Regions from separate parts of the Homo sapiens genome. Here region 1 is linked to region 2. The links are chromatin loops, found by intact Hi-C in ENCODE. Cell type or tissue: natural killer cell. All regions are shown on one strand.

What was found. Hi-C counts contacts between places; a loop is a spot of excess contacts. Peaks named below come from ENCODE experiments on the same cell type or tissue, not always from the same donor. Only the 100,000 strongest peaks of a DNase experiment are listed, where the experiment ranks them.
Region 1: a loop joins it to region 2, with 2.9 times the contacts of the local background. A loop is called at or near these places in 3 of 110 quality-filtered maps.

Annotation. Positions count from the first base shown.
Region 1 is chr2:24,739,150-24,747,149 of GRCh38, forward strand. NCOA1 (nuclear receptor coactivator 1) reads left to right here. Exons shown (of 23, transcript NM_003743.5): 18 at 283-384; 19 at 2,635-3,037. Among named protein-coding and RNA genes, the nearest start is that of PTRHD1, 50 kb to the right of the region's middle. In natural killer cell, no CTCF peak of the experiment used is centred here; DNase peaks (open chromatin) are centred at 382, 702, 4,962 and 6,902; H3K27ac peaks cover 5,346 bases.
Region 2 is chr2:24,689,237-24,697,236 of GRCh38, forward strand. It overlaps NCOA1 (nuclear receptor coactivator 1), which reads left to right. Exons shown (of 23, transcript NM_003743.5): 9 at 2,245-2,424; 10 at 4,016-4,111. Among named protein-coding and RNA genes, the nearest start is that of PTRHD1, 100 kb to the right of the region's middle. In natural killer cell, no CTCF peak of the experiment used is centred here; no DNase peak of the experiment used is centred here.

The DNA.
Region 1 (8,000 bases), 50 kb after region 2:
TTGTTTGTTTGTTTTTGAGACAGTCTCGCTCTGTCACCCAGGCTGGAGTGCAGTGTGTTTGTATCCTACTTTTAAATACTTTGCCATAGTGTTTTGGAGGCAATAAGTGTTTTATAAACATTGGGAACTACTAGCCTTTTGGAAAATAAACATAGGAAATAATCTAACCAAACCTGCAACACTAAAACTTTTTAGTAATCAATAGAAAGTTTGTGTTACTTTATAAGGCCCGTGTTATGCTTGTGTGTAGAAATATATCTTATTGTTTCCATTTTTCTCTAGTTGATACACCAAAATCGGCAAGCTATCTTAAACCAGTTTGCAGCAACTGCTCCTGTTGGCATCAATATGAGATCAGGCATGCAACAGCAAATTACACCTCAGGTAATGTGAGAAAACCAGACGTCATTAGTACTTCTTTAACCCACATAGTGTTTCTTAAAGTGTTGACTTGAGTGTCTTTGAAATGGTCTGTGAGCTGATCTTTTAATGATGTTTGTAGTGTAGTTTTCTTTGAGAATGAATTAATAATCTACTTTTGATACCTCTTACTGATATTTGATCTAAAGCAAATGGTGCTTTGTTTTGTTTTATTGTTATTATTGTCATTGTTATTGGATACCAGATGACTAAGTAGAAAAAACTCTTATTTCTGTAGCGAATAGCACCAGTAACAGGAAGCCTCTGATACGAAACTGTGTGAACGGTACCCGAAACCTGATCAAAACCCAGTCACATTGCTAAGCTGTCTTAACTATCTTGTGTACTATGTTCAATTTGAACATCAGCATTTTCTAGCTTGTATTTATTTTTTAAATCCCTTTTTTTTTTTAATAAACCCAGAGCCATTAGAACTTTAAACATAAAAAGAACTAGGTGGACTTCTAAATGTTACCTAGTACTCACTCTCTACTTTACCCCATACATACCTAAAAATTTTTTGTTTCAACTACTTACTTTTATTTCATAACAAAGTTGATGTAAAAATCTTGGAGATAAGGAATTTTAGAGAGGATTTAAACAATACTCTTTTCCTCTCCACAATATGGAACTAGATGGATTAGGAGCAAATAAAGCCAGCACCTGTATTATTAAAGAGATAAATACAGCCATGCATGACTTAAAGACAGGGATATGTTCTGAAAAATGTGTTATTAGGCAACTTCATAATTGTGCAAAGGTCATAGAGTGTATTTACACAAACCTACATGGTATAGCCTACTTAGCATCCTGGCTATGTGTATAGCCTATTGCTCCTAGGCTATAAACCTGTACTGCATGTTACTCTACTGAATACTGTAGACAATTGTTATGGTATTTGTATATCAAAACATACCTAAACGTGGAAGAGGTACAGTAAAATACTGTAGTATTATAATCTTATGGGACCACCGAATTTGGTCCATTGTGTGCAACTGAAATGTCTTATTACTAAAATGTCTTATTGCTGAAATGTCTTTATGCATCACATGACTGTATTGACTGAAGTTGTTGGTAAGCAGCAGATATTGACATCTTCATGGATCCAGATTTCAGTTTCTCTGTCTTACAAATTATAAATCTTAGTGCTAGCTAATTCAGGAGTAATTAGGTTGTAAGGAAACAAGACCCCACTTTTGGATTCACATAAAGATAATTCCTATCAGAAAGTCTTATTTCATAGTTTCTTCTAGATTAGACTATATGTAGTTGGCAAGAGCTGTATGCTTTAACCAGATTCTCAATCTGAATTGACATTTTCTGAAGAAGGCTTTATTGATATGCCATGTTACATTGAAAAAATGATTTTAAGCTAATTTGACCACTTCTTTCCTCATCCATAATATTATAACTGAAACCACTTACACTAATGCCTGGAATAATCTGAAACTCCAATAATAATACAAAATAGCTGTTTCCATTTATTTCTTTTTACTATTTTATTTCTACTTATTTTCTTTTTAAGTGATAATTTCTTAGGCATTGGATCCTAGATTTCAGAATCTTCCTTTTTTAATGGTATTTGTAGGTTTTTTCTAATTGTAAAGGTAGTACATGTTCATCGTAATAATTTGGTAAATATAGAAAAGTATAATGAAAATTAAAATCACCTATAATCACATGTTATTCATTTAAATAAACTGGGATAATGTTCTCAGTGAGAAAAGTGGAAAAACTAAGTTTCTCTTTACCAGAAACACAGTAAATTTTTTGGAATTGAAAAAGTCTTCTAATGATCTAATGAAGGATAGGACAGAAGTCATCAAGCACATTTTCTTTCACTTCCTTATGGTCTTCATGTTTCTCTTAACAATGTTCATGGCCAATATTATAATACTAATCAATACATACTTTCTTTGAATTTTTCAGTTCTGTGTGACTTTTCATTGAGAATTTGCGTTCTCATTTATAATGGTCAGATATTGTTTAGCATTTCTTGACTACTTTTAATCTGTAAAATATACTTAATTCATTTTTTCTCCTGTGATTGTTACTTAAGAGGTTTTTGTTCCTTTTCTGTTTTAGTTTCCCTTGTACAGTGATAATTGCTATGTACTTTATTGCCCCAAGCAAGTAGGCCTTAATCCAATGAACTTTCCAGGATAGATAGTGATTATAATAATTTTAGTAAGTGAGTTTTTTCCTGCTTTTCAGCCACCCCTGAATGCTCAAATGTTGGCACAACGTCAGCGGGAACTGTACAGTCAACAGCACCGACAGAGGCAGCTAATACAGCAGCAAAGAGCCATGCTTATGAGGCAGCAAAGCTTTGGGAACAACCTCCCTCCCTCATCTGGACTACCAGTTCAAATGGGGAACCCCCGTCTTCCTCAGGGTGCTCCACAGCAATTCCCCTATCCACCAAACTATGGTACAAATCCAGGAACCCCACCTGCTTCTACCAGCCCGTTTTCACAACTAGCAGCAAATCCTGAAGCATCCTTGGCCAACCGCAACAGCATGGTGAGCAGAGGCATGACAGGAAACATAGGAGGACAGTTTGGCACTGGAATCAATCCTCAGATGCAGCAGAATGTCTTCCAGTATCCAGGAGCAGGTAGGAAGGTCACAACTTTATGTTGTTCTAAGTAATCCATACAGGCTTAGGTCTCTCTCCATCTTTATGTCTGTGCTTGGACATTAAAATAGTGTGTGGAAGAGGAAAGACACTGACGTGGGAGTCTGGAGACCCAGGATTCAGACTCAGCTTTTGACACTAAATGGTTGACTGGTTTGAGGCTTATCTCCCTTTTTTAGCTGAGATGATTGAATTAGAGGATCTGTAAGGACCTTTTGAGCATTTTGTATGCAAAGTACGTTCCCCCTTTTTTTTTTCTTTTTTGTTAGATGCAGTCTCGCTCTGTTGTCCAGGCTGGGAGTGCAATGGTGCAATCTCAGCTCACTGCATCCTCCACCTCCTGGGCTTAAGCGATTCTCCTGCCTCAGCCTCCCGAGTAGCTAGGATTACAGGCATGTGCCACCGTGCCCAGCTAATTTTTGTTTTTTTTTTTTTGTAGAGACAGGGTTTCACCATGTTGCTCACACTGGTCTTGAACTCCTGACCTCAGGTGAGCCACCATACCCGGCCCATTCTCTTATTTTTTAATTTTTCTCATTGATCTCTATGAGAATTCAATGAAAGTCTTCCCCACACAATGGATTTTAGTACATTAATTCAAAATTCGCATGTAGTTTTTTCATTGTGTGGGAGATTTTGTTTTTGCCAGTTTGCATAAGAATAATTTATCTCCACAGAGTATCTCAGACTACTCATTGGTGTCATCACTCTCAGCTGCTGCTGTTGCAGCTTCCTCTCCAATGTCAGTCAACTTTCTGGCTTCCAAAAGCTTTTTTCTTTTTTAGTCTTTCTTTGGCACTGTCTTCCATTCTCTTTGTCCTGGGTGATAATATCTTTTCTTATTTCTTTTCTGTCACTTTCAGGTTCTGATAGGTAGTGGCAGTGATGAACATCTGATTAGTCTACTCTGTTTAATCAAACTTTTATGCAAAATTAATTGTCAATTCCTGAAAAATAATTGAAATAAATCCCTTGATTATATAAATGAAAGAAAAGAGGTAAATTTTAAGGCTGCTTAAAAATGAATTTCAATGAGAAAGCTGCTGTTTGACTTGAATAAAATGTCAAAGTTATACAGAGATTTTTGACATGGCAGTATGCTTATCAGTTTTGACAGCCAAATCAATTTAGAGTTTCCATTCTGATGGTAGCAAATACTAAAATCCTTTGACTATCAAATTAAGTATCTAAAGACTTGTGCCAGAGAGCACCAGAACTCTAAAGAGATTTTAATCAAAATTATGCCACATCAGTTTCTTTGTCCTCAAGACAATGAAGTCATCTTTGGCTGGTTTATATCAGTGACACTATCTGTGTGGGCGAGAAAAGGATTATAAATCCATATTTTAATTATATGGTTGCCTGAACAAGAGTATGGCCTTCAAAAGAGTTTTATTTCCATGTGTCTTACAATTTCTGTATGCAGAGAATTTGACAAAGCTTTTTCACTTTAGCCTGTGGAAGTACTTCCTCCAACATTAGAAGACTTGTGTAGTCATCTGCATCCCCATTCCTCCTCCAAAATGACAACCTGACTAAAACAGCAAATGGGTTTTTAGCAGCATTCATAATATTAATTGCAGAGCCCTAAATCAAAAGATTTATCTCATGCATTAGGGGAAAAAGCTAACTAGAAGTAAGCCAAACATTAATAAATTCCTCATGAAATTATTCTAAGGATTTTTTCTATTAAAAAATAGAAATAGTATTTCTGTCCATTTTCAGGCATGTACTTTTAAGTTTCCTCTGGAAAGTCAAGAAAGGAGAACTTTATATTCTGCTTTCATTCCTTGACAAAGCCACCTGGAAAGGCGGTCCTTCAGTGCCCCGGTTCTCATGAAATTGACAAGTTTCTTTCACAGTTCTGGGTCTAGCCTTTTGATCTGAGTTGTGTCAGCATAGAACAAAGTGAGCTGAAATAATGGAGTGGGTGGAGCTTCCTCTTTCCCCGTACCATAATGGGAAAGATGTGTTGCCACCTATCATGAGTATCTGGTGCCTGGGTTTTTCTTCCAGACCAACTTCTGATTGACAAAAATATTTTCACAAAATAAGAATTTGCTTTTTATAAAGTCAGCATTCATACTACAAACAAAACCCAAATGCTGAGTGCATTGAAGAGAACAGTGGTTTCATCCAGTTGCAAACTGAAATGAAATGGCAGGGCTGTCAGTTCTTCCATGGACTGCTTCAAAATAATACTGGAAAAATGTTTAACTTTTCTGGACAGAGTAAGAATGTTTAAAGATGCAATGTTTTTAATTTCTGTCACCACTCTTAATTATAAACTTGCTCCAAATTGATCAGCAGTCTGGTAGAGGACCAGGTTTTGTGTTGGCACAAAATGAAGTTCTGGAAAAGTTCCAGCCTTTTCAAAACAAAAACAGTTTATTGTGGCTTAAGGAAATCCAGATAAAAAGGCTCTTTGGCCTTTGTTGGTTTTATGCTTCTATTCCTAAGAAATCGGCCATACAAAAGTACCAAAATATATGTGTTCCAACATGTTTCCAGGTTTGACAAATTAAGGTCCATAATCCAGCCCAGTTGTTTTGGTAAATAAAGTTTTAATGGAACACAGCCATACTTACTGCTTTATGTATTATCTATGGCTGGTTTCATATAGAAGAGTTGAGTAGTTAAAGAAACTTTATGGCCTACAAAACTGAAAACATGTATTATCTGGCCCTTTGCAGAAGAAGCTTGCTGATTTCTGTGTTAAGTGATGACAGTAAAACCAACGGATAACTGCATTAGCTTTGCTTTATATCCTTTGCCTTAGCCTCTTTCCACTTAATGTAGGCCCAAAGTAAATGAAGGAACATGAAAGTCATAGTAATGGCAGAGTAAGTTTTCTGGTATTTCTGAAAACAAGAAACTTTTCTAGACTACCATGCTATGATAATGAGTGTAAAAGAACAGAATCAGACTTTAGAAATTGTTTTCTTTTTTCTTTTTTTTTTTTTTTTTTCTTTGAGACAGAGTCTCGCTCTGTCGCCCAGGCTGGAGTGCAGTGGCGTGATCTCGGCTCACTGCAACCTCCACCTCCCGGGTTCACGCCATTCTCCTGCCTCAGCCTCCCGAGTAGCTGGGACTACAGGCGCCCACTACCACGCCCGGCTAATTTTTTTGTATTTTTAGTAGAGATGGAGTTTCACCATGTTAGCCAGGATGGTCTCAATCTCCTGACCTCGTGATCCACCCACCTCGGCCTCCCAAAGTGCTGGGATTACAGGCGTGAGCCACCGTGCCTGGCCAGAAATTGTTTTCTATTAAGGCAGTATTCAAAGTAAATATGAGAAATTGGTTTCTTTAGTGTATCTGCCCACTTCATGGGTTCCTTCAAGCCCATTTAGAGACTTCTTTTCTGTGAACTACAATAAAATCCTCTTCCACCTATTCCTCCTCAGTGATCTCTTCTCCTTTTGGGGTTTCAGGGACCTTTACATGCTAGTGACTTTATTCTCTATCTCTAAACAGTATCTCTCAGCTCATATGTACAGCTGCCTACTGGAAACATATACTTGCATTTTCCACCAACACCCCAAACTTAACTTGTACAAACCTAGACTCATCAACTCCATGTTCCCTTTTATAGTTCTGTGTTCCAGCTACAGTAAACTCTGAGTTCCGAGAAACAGCACAGACCTTGTTCTCTTTTACTTCCAGGGGCTTTGAACATTGTCTATACTCTATCTAAAGTATTCTTCCTTTACTTCTCATTCCTATTCTTCCCTCCTCTCAGATATATCTCCTCTGCAGAGTCTTCCTGGACACTCCCAATCATAAAGTAGTCAACACCCTGTCTTAAAACCACTTGTTAACCTAGCTGCCTTTCTTTTTAAATAGCAAGTTCCTTACGTGAGCAGAGTGTGACCTTTTTAACCATTGTTTCTCCAGTGCTTAGCACAGTGGTCTCACAGTGAATAGATGCTTAATGAATCTTTGAAGAAATAAATGAATGAAAGTATGAATTCTAATTCTAGTTGCCACTGTCACATGTCTGCAATGCTAGTTATGGTTGGTCTAGCAGGGAAACTTAACATAGTCTAGCCCAGCTGGGCACGGTGGCTCACGCCTGTAATGCCAGCACTTTGGGAGGCCTAGGCAGGTGGATTACCTGAGGTCAGGAGTTTGAGACCAGCCTGGCCGACATGGCGAAACTCCATCTCTACTAAAAATACAAAAATCAGCTGGGTGTGGTGGTGGGCGCCTGTAGTCCAGCTACTCGGGAGGCTGAGGCAGGAGAATTGCTTGAACCCAGGAGGCGGAGGTTGCAGCGAGCCAAGATCACGCTACTGCACTCTAGTCTGGGCAATAGAGCAAGCCTCTGTCTAAAAAAACAAAAACAAACATAGTCTAGGCAAAGATAGAACTGTAAAATTTTTCATCTAGAAGAACTAGATTATCTGATTGATGCAAGTTATCCAAGGTCCAGTGTGTAGCAGAACTGGGACCAGAACTCTAAGTATTCCTCTAATTCATTACCCACAGGCTAGTTCTTTCTGCTAAAACTGGGTCATTTCACAGACGATTTTTAGAGAAATGAAACCACTCTCTATGATACTATAATGGTGGGTACATATCATTATACATTTGTCCAAATCCATAGATTGTACAATACCAAGAGTGAACCGTAATGTAACCTATAGACTCTGGGGTAGTTGATAATGAGGACAGTTATACATGTGAGTGAATGGAGGAGGGGTATGTAGCTTCATTTACATAATTTTACCAAAAATAAACCCTATCTAGTGAAAGAAAAAACTGTAAAGTCTAAAGTTAGGAAATCTCAGTACCATCCACTTAGTTTTGCTTTGAACCTAAAGCTTCTCTAAAAAATTGTCTTTTTTAAAATAATAAATTTAAAAGACCAACACTAAAAACAACAGCAACAACAACAACAACAACAAAACAAACCACAAAAAAGTCATCTTCTAAGGGA
Region 2 (8,000 bases):
TTTCTTCCAGTTCTGTGAAAAATGTCATTGGTAGTTTGATAGGAATAGCATTGAATCTGTAAATTGCTTTGGGCAGTATGGCCATTTTAATGATATTTATTCCTCCTATTCATGAGCATGGGATGTTTTTCTATGTGTTTGTGTCATCTCTGATTTCTTTGAGTAGTGTTAACGAATCCTTTTTTTTTTTGAGATGGAGTCTCACTCTGTCACCCAGGCTGGAGTGCAGTGGTGCAATCTTGGCTCACTGCAAGCTCCGCCTCCCAGGCTCCCAAGTAGCTGGGACAACTACTTGGTAGGTGCCCGCCACCACACCTGGCTAATTTTCTGTAATTTTAGTAGAGACAGGGTTTCACTGTGTTAGCCAGGATGGTCTCGATCTCTGACCTCATGATCTGCCCGCCTCAGCCTCCCAAAGTGCTGGGATTACAGGCGTGAGCCGCCACGCGTGGCACAAATCCATTTTTTTATCATAGGGTCTATTTACTTTAGTTGGAGAGTTTTCCTAATAATTAGACAACTTAATCCATTTATTCAGTACATGAGAAGAGAGCTCTAAAAATGAATGGATATGCTAATTTTTACATTCATTTTTCTTTTTTTCCTCCCTTTCCTTCCACTCTTTAGCCTATATATGCTCCAAAAGTGGAGGGGAGGACCTTGGACAGAAATCCTATATAACTAAACCAGACATGCATATAAAAATGTTATTCATAGCTCTTCATTTTCCACATTGTTCCCCCAACAGAATAGAAACTTCATTTCCTTTTGAAAATAGTCATATATGTTTGTTGTAACTGGGGACTTGAAATGATTCTTTCTATTAAAATCACTACTGATATTTGAATCAAGTATCAAGGTATCTTATGTATTTTATTTTGAAATTTTAAAGTATAAATGACTTTAGAGATAAGGTAGTAGATTCTTTTATTTTAAAAAATGAGACAATGAGCATCAAAGATTAACCCAAACCTTAGAACTTGCTAATAGCAGAACCCAGGACTTCTTACTCCAGTATAGGTTTGTTTCCATGATTTCCTCTAACACTTAATAAAGGATGAGATGGAAAAAAGGAAGGAGGGTCATTGGAGAGTTTAAGGTAGGAAAACGTTTGGGAACAGTAAAAAAGCAGCCTTGGCCAGGCGTGGTGGCTCACACCTGTAATCTCAGCATTTTGGGAGGCCGAGATGGGTGGATCATGAGGTCAGGAGTACGAGACCAGCCTGGCCAACATGGTGAAACCCTGTCTGTACTAAAAATAAAAAATTAGCCCAGCGTGGTGGCACACACCTATAATCCCAGCTACTCAGGAGACTGAGGCAGGAGAATCACTTTAATCCAGGAGGCGCAGGTTGTGGTGAGCCGAGATCACACCATTGCACTCCAGCATGGGTGACAAAGTGAGATTCCATCTCAAAAAAAAAAAAAAAAAAAAAAAAAAAGGCAGTGTTAAAAACCCTCTGATCATCTCATGACCACGTGATTTAAACATGACACTGTGACTGGGAAATTATGAGCTACCACACGTGGTTTTTACTTGAAATAGATACCTTTTCAACAACTGAATTCATTTTTCCTATACTGGATCAGGTAACATTTATTTTTTAGCAGTCTTTTTTTACATAATAATATTGATTATCCACTATATCCAAGGTATTGTAGCATATGAACTGTGCTAGTTAAGTAAAATAAAGCAAAAGGAAAAAATGGTTATGAGAAATTGAGATTGCGCTATATTCTTAATACTTTTTTTGAGTGACAGACTCTGAGAAAATTGAAATCTTCTTCCCCAGAAAGGTGCACATCCACACAAAAGCCAACCTTAAGAATCCGTGATTGCCAAGTTAAAACCCCACTTACCAATGTACCTGTGGTTTTGAATCATTTTTTCATTGTCAAAGTATAACTGGAAACCAACTGAAAAACTCATTAACTGCTGTAAAATTCTGAGCAAAATGGCTAGTAAGTTTTAATTTTTAATTTTTGCCTTTGATTATAGTATTTGAGGGGAAGATCATACGTATTTTCTTGGAAATGTTACAGTTTTCTAATTGGTAGACATTTAGATTTGCTAGGGAGATAAGTATTCTATTGCCTCAGGATAATGTTAGATCTGAAGAGGTCAGTCTGTCTTTTAATCTGAGTATCTAATTAAGCAGATGGCTTAAAGTACATCTTTTGTATCTTCAGAGTTTGTGCTTTTTCACCATATTCGCAAGCACATAATCAATTTTTCTTCCTCAGTAAATGGAGTTCCTTGGCCTCAAGAGGCAACACGACGAAATAGCCATACCTTTAACTGCAGGATGCTAATTCACCCTCCAGATGAGCCAGGGACCGAGAACCAAGAAGCTTGCCAGCGTTATGAAGTAATGCAGTGTTTCACTGTGTCACAGCCAAAATCAATTCAAGAGGATGGAGAAGGTAAAGCCAAACGGTCTTTTTAAAGTGTTTATTTCTTCTGTGACTTTAAGGAAAAGAGAGGAAATTAATTATAAACTGCCTTTTTCAGATAGTATTTTTGGTTACTATAATATGTATCATAGTGGCTATTCCATTTGCTATATATTCTTAATACTTAAAAAACAATAATTACTAACATCTAGAATCATTCCTTTAATATGCCCCCCAGATTCTCAGTTTTAAGCTGGCATTCCCACTAAAATGTCAAATAATTCAAACCAACTTGCTGTCTAGAAATAAGAGATGTAACTAACTGCTGCCAGTTGGAAATGTACCAGATGCAGCAGACTGTTGAACAGCTCTGATTTTTAGAAAGTTTCAAGTTTAGAGTGTAGGGAACATTGGAGAATAGAGTTGGCATTTTTCAGGCTATACAAGGTAATTTATAAGGAGAAAACTTAAGAACAGATGGAAACATGCTGAAGCTCTAATATGAACATGGTGTCAACATGGAATTAGTTAAATATGTGACAGTGGATGAGTTTTCCATGTAAACTTAGACTGGGCTAAGTTTAGAAAATCACAAATTGGGAACTGGAGTAAGGACAAGGGAAGGTAGTAGACAAGAAGTCAGTCAGATGCAAGAAAGCCATGTATGTAGCAGGTCTCACCAGGAAACGGAGGTAACAATCAACTGGAGACTTTTTACAAAATACACATGCCAAATCTTACTTGATTAAAGTTCATTTTTAGCTGTGTGATATTGTGTTTAACATCCTCAAAACAAAACTTGGGAATGGGACTTTGAAAAAATTGTATATCCTAAAAACATGAAGTCATCTGTCAAGAGCAAAATAGTGCTTCAGAGTTAAAGGTTGTTTTTCTCATATAATTATCTACACTGTGGTTATAAGAATAATCTTTTTAGCCATTAAGTACTGGTGAATATAAGAAATTGACTACAAAACTGTATTTTAAAAAACACTGTGCCACTTATATCTAACCAAAACTACTACTTGTAGTTGTTATCATCCAGTACATGAGATGCATCTCTCTCCTCTGGTATATATAAGAGCATTCAATAGGAAGGAATGGTTTATGCCAACTAACTCTCTACCTGGAGCTGTCAGTTTTTGGTTGCCAGCAATTTTATTTCTAATACACTATTAGATAAGAATGATTTCAGTATTATGCAATATTATGTCAGGTGCTGTAACACGTTTTTGTTTTTGTTTTTTTGAGACGGAGTCTCGCTCTGTGGCCCAGGCTGGACTGCAGTGGCGTGATCTCGGCTCACTGCAAGCTCCACCTCCCGGGTTCACGCCATTCTCCTGCCTCAGCCTCCCGAGTAGCGGGGACTGCAGGCGCCCGCCACCATGCCCGGCTAATTTTTTTGTGTTTTTTAGTAGATACAGGGTTTCACCGTGTTAGCCAGCATGGTCTCGATCTTGTGATCCACCCACCTCGGCCTCCCAAAGTGCTGGGATTACAGGCGTGAGCCACCACGTCTGGCCAACATGTATTGTTTTTATGAAAACCATTAATGGCGAGTGATAGATATAAACCATTTTCTACTCTCTATCCTTCAATTTCCCCGTCTTGTTTTGGGCAGATTTCCAGTCATGTCTGATTTGTATTGCACGGCGATTACCTCGGCCTCCAGCTATTACGGGTGTAGAATCCTTTATGACCAAGCAAGATACTACAGGTACTAATTGTAAAGTTCAGAATGTTCCATAGGTATTAATAATGTGACTCTGCCCTTAAAACTAATTATATCCAGAATGTCTTTCTGTTCTATGAGATTTAGGCTTTGCTCCCTAGTCTTATACAGAAAACATTTTAAATGGTGCTCTTGAGATTATACAATTTAGATACTATGATCATTATCATGGTCAGGGTGCTGGGGAACACTTTTTATAACTTTATATACCTATATTTGTTTGATTACAAATTATTTTTCAAATCATGGAATAAAATGTTTAAAGAAATTGAGAAGATATAGATATGTAAATATGTAGATATACATACATTTATTTAAATAGATATGAATATGGTAGTTTTACTATTATGCTTAAACGTATCTGGCTATTTTTTTTTTTAATTCTTTTTCTTTAAATTTATTTAGCACATACCGATTGAGTCCCTAGAAGTGCCTGTCATTAGGTGATTCCTCAAGATGTATATGGTTGAACAAAAATGATTCAGTGACAAATTGTGTTATTTTTGATGATGGAAGTTATGAGATGGTATAAGGGAGGATATATGAAATTAGTTGGTCAGCAAAGGCCTGTCTGAGGAGCTGATACTGAGCCCCAAAGGATGAAGTGGTGCCCACTACTTAAAGTATGGGTCTTGGAAGGGGGGCAGCAAGAAAGGGTCTTGATGCAGAACGAGTACTCCTAATTGAGGAACCAGAGCTGCAGAAGTCTAAAGATAAGCAAGACAGAGAGGTAAGTTAGAAGTACTAGAAGGAGGGCAGGAGAGCCTCAAACTGAGTAACAGACTGCCTATAAATAAGGCATTCTTCTTAAAGGCCTACTTCAGATTTTATTTTCAGCAAGAACAAGTTGTTACTGTTCTTTATAGTTGATGAAGTATTTTTCTTATATTATTTGATTTTATCTTTACACTAACATGTTGTATGTTCATGCTTTTACGACAACCAGAGTTACATATATATCACTTACCTCTCTAATTTTAAAATAGAGATAAATATTAAAGGTATATTTTCTAGCAGACTAAGATTTTAAAAATAATTTCTTCTGAATTTTATGCTTTGTGAAAGTTTAGTTTTAGTGTACATTTTGACTTTTACCACCTTTTTATAAGATCCTATTTCATTATGTATTAATTTTTTAGTGCCAATAATCTAATATTCTAATGTTGTATACTTTGTGCTTGTGTTTTTAGAGATAAACTTCCAACTGCTCTTACTAAAGAACTAGTATGGATAAATTAGCACAGATAATAGAAAATGGTAAAGAGAATGTCTCTGAGCATGGAGAGATGGCATCTAAGGATAGTAATTATCAATTATCATAGCCTTCTTCATTCTGTTTTTGAGTCTACCATGTATTATGTTCCTTTCCAGTCTCTACCATGAACAACACTGGAAAAATTTAATAAACGTACTATGGATATGTAGGTTTGTCCAAAAACAAAAATTTATTTAAATTTTTTTAAAATTTTTTTTTAATTATTGAAAATTGAAAGTATTTTGCATGAAGGAAAAATAGAGTCCATTGAAAAAGAAAATTGGTCTTTTCTGTCAGTAACCAGTTAACATAAAAAGAAACCAAATAAGGGCTTTGTGAGATAGCAGAATGAAAACATGTTGAAAAAGGTTATTGTCAGGTCACAGAAAAAATGTCAGAGATGGGGGAGGCCTAAAAGTTATGAGGCTAATTTAGGAACAATATGTTTCAGCTTTTCCTCATATTGCATTTGTATAAATTGAATTCTAAATTGGATTGCTTTGAGGACTGTATTTTCCCATAAGAACAGTGTTATCCCTGGTAGTTTTGTTTCTAAGAACCCAGCTGTTAAAATTTTAGATATACCTGGTAATATGTATAAATATATAAAAATAACCATAATCATGTAAAATAAAAAATTAGCCTCTGGGCCATAAAATAACTATATATATATAGAGAGAGAGGGAACCTCCAATATCACAGAATCCAACCTAGATTTACAAATGAGGGGATGGTGATTTGATCAAAACCATACAGCCCTTTGCCGAGAATGGACACCTTTAGGCCCTAATGTGGAGCCCTTTCTTGTATTACATTACTTTTCACTAAAGCACTATTAAAAGGGCATCACTATACTGTACACAGTTATTGTACAAAGATACCAAGGAAATATAAAATATGCTTAAAATGTAAAACTAACATTATATAAATCATAGAATTGACTTAGCTAAAAAGAATAAGTATAATAAATGTTAAACATTTAATTTCTTAAGTTTTTGTAGTACTTTTTAACTCTTCATGGGATGATCCATATCTCTTAAAAAAAGAAAAAAGTATTTTACTAGGAAATGTTGAACAGTGGGGCTTTTTATTGTTGTTTAGTTGGTTGGTTAAACTTTCCTGTAGTAGGCAGAGTATTCTAAATCAAGCTGTTCATGATTCTTCACTAAGATAGTCATTATATTACCCATCTGGTACCATTGCTGATAACTTAATCACTTTCTCTCCTGCCAGTCCCCAAACTCTAAACTCTCATGCTCTCTGGTGGGGCCAACCCTGACATGAACACACACATGCATATGCCTCCCTTAGTCACTGCCTGTGAGGAGCATTATTGTATAGGAAGATTATGTAGCAGTGGAATCCCTGCTATAACCAACTTTTTATCTCTGACATAAGAAACAAGGGTTGAACAATTAAAATTCTTAAAAATCTAAAATCTTTTATAGTTTCAGTTACAGTGTTCACCAGGCTTTCCCCAAACTGTTCTTAAATGACAAAATTTCCTTGAGTTTCAGTTTATTTTCTTTCTACTATTTACATTTATGCCAAGACTTAGGTGATAACCTGATCAAGTAGGACTGGGTACATCAGATTCAAGACCCGAAGTTAAAAAGGTCTAATGAATATTTTATTTCTAAACAAAATGAGATATATAAAGAGGGGATTAGTTCAATGAGGAGGCACAAACTGGATGATAGATTTGAGTTGATTGTATGAAGAAGGGGAAGATGGGGAAAATATTTAATCAGGCATTCATAGAAGAGGAAACATTAGTGGTGAACTCTAATAATTGGGAAATAAAAATTTAGACCACAATGAGATAGCATTTTTCACCTACTAATTTGAAAACATAAAGAAGCCTGACAACACAAGTGATGAAAGGATGTTAGATTAGCACTAACTCTTACACATTGCTGGTGGAAGCATAGAGTGGTACAAGTTTCAGGAAGACAGTTTAAAATTAATATTATAAAGTTGAACATTCACATAACCTACAATCTAACAATTCTGTTCCTACATATATACACTAGAGAAGTTCTCACATGCATGTACCATGCAACACGTGAAAGATGTTCATAGCAGTGCTGATTGTAATGGCAAAAAACCGATAACAGTCTAGATGCCCATTCACAGGAGAATTTAAAGATGGGGGTGGTGACAAGGGAGGAGTGCACATGTGATGGAGCAATATTGGTAACGTCAAGTTCTGAAGTTGAGTGGTGGGTTGGCAGGTTTTTATCTCATTAATTCTTAATTTATATATATATATTCTATATATATCTTGTATTATTTTGTGTGACTGTAAGATTCTGTAAAACGTAATAAAACAGGTCTTAATATTCACAAACTGGATTAATTGGCCCTCTGTTAACTGAGGAATAACTTACCTGAATTCTCTCATAGCCATTTGGAAATTTGTTTAAATATGATAACAATGGCGAATCACCACTAAATTTTATAAAGCGTATGTTCCGTGTGCATACTGCCTAGCAAATCTTAATGTTCTCACTTACTGTTTTTCTGATTTAACTTTTGTTGTCTTCAGTCTTTGTTTAGTCTTAAATACAGTATTGCCTACAGCCCAACAAAGGTTAGAAAGGAAAAGGCTTGCTTCTT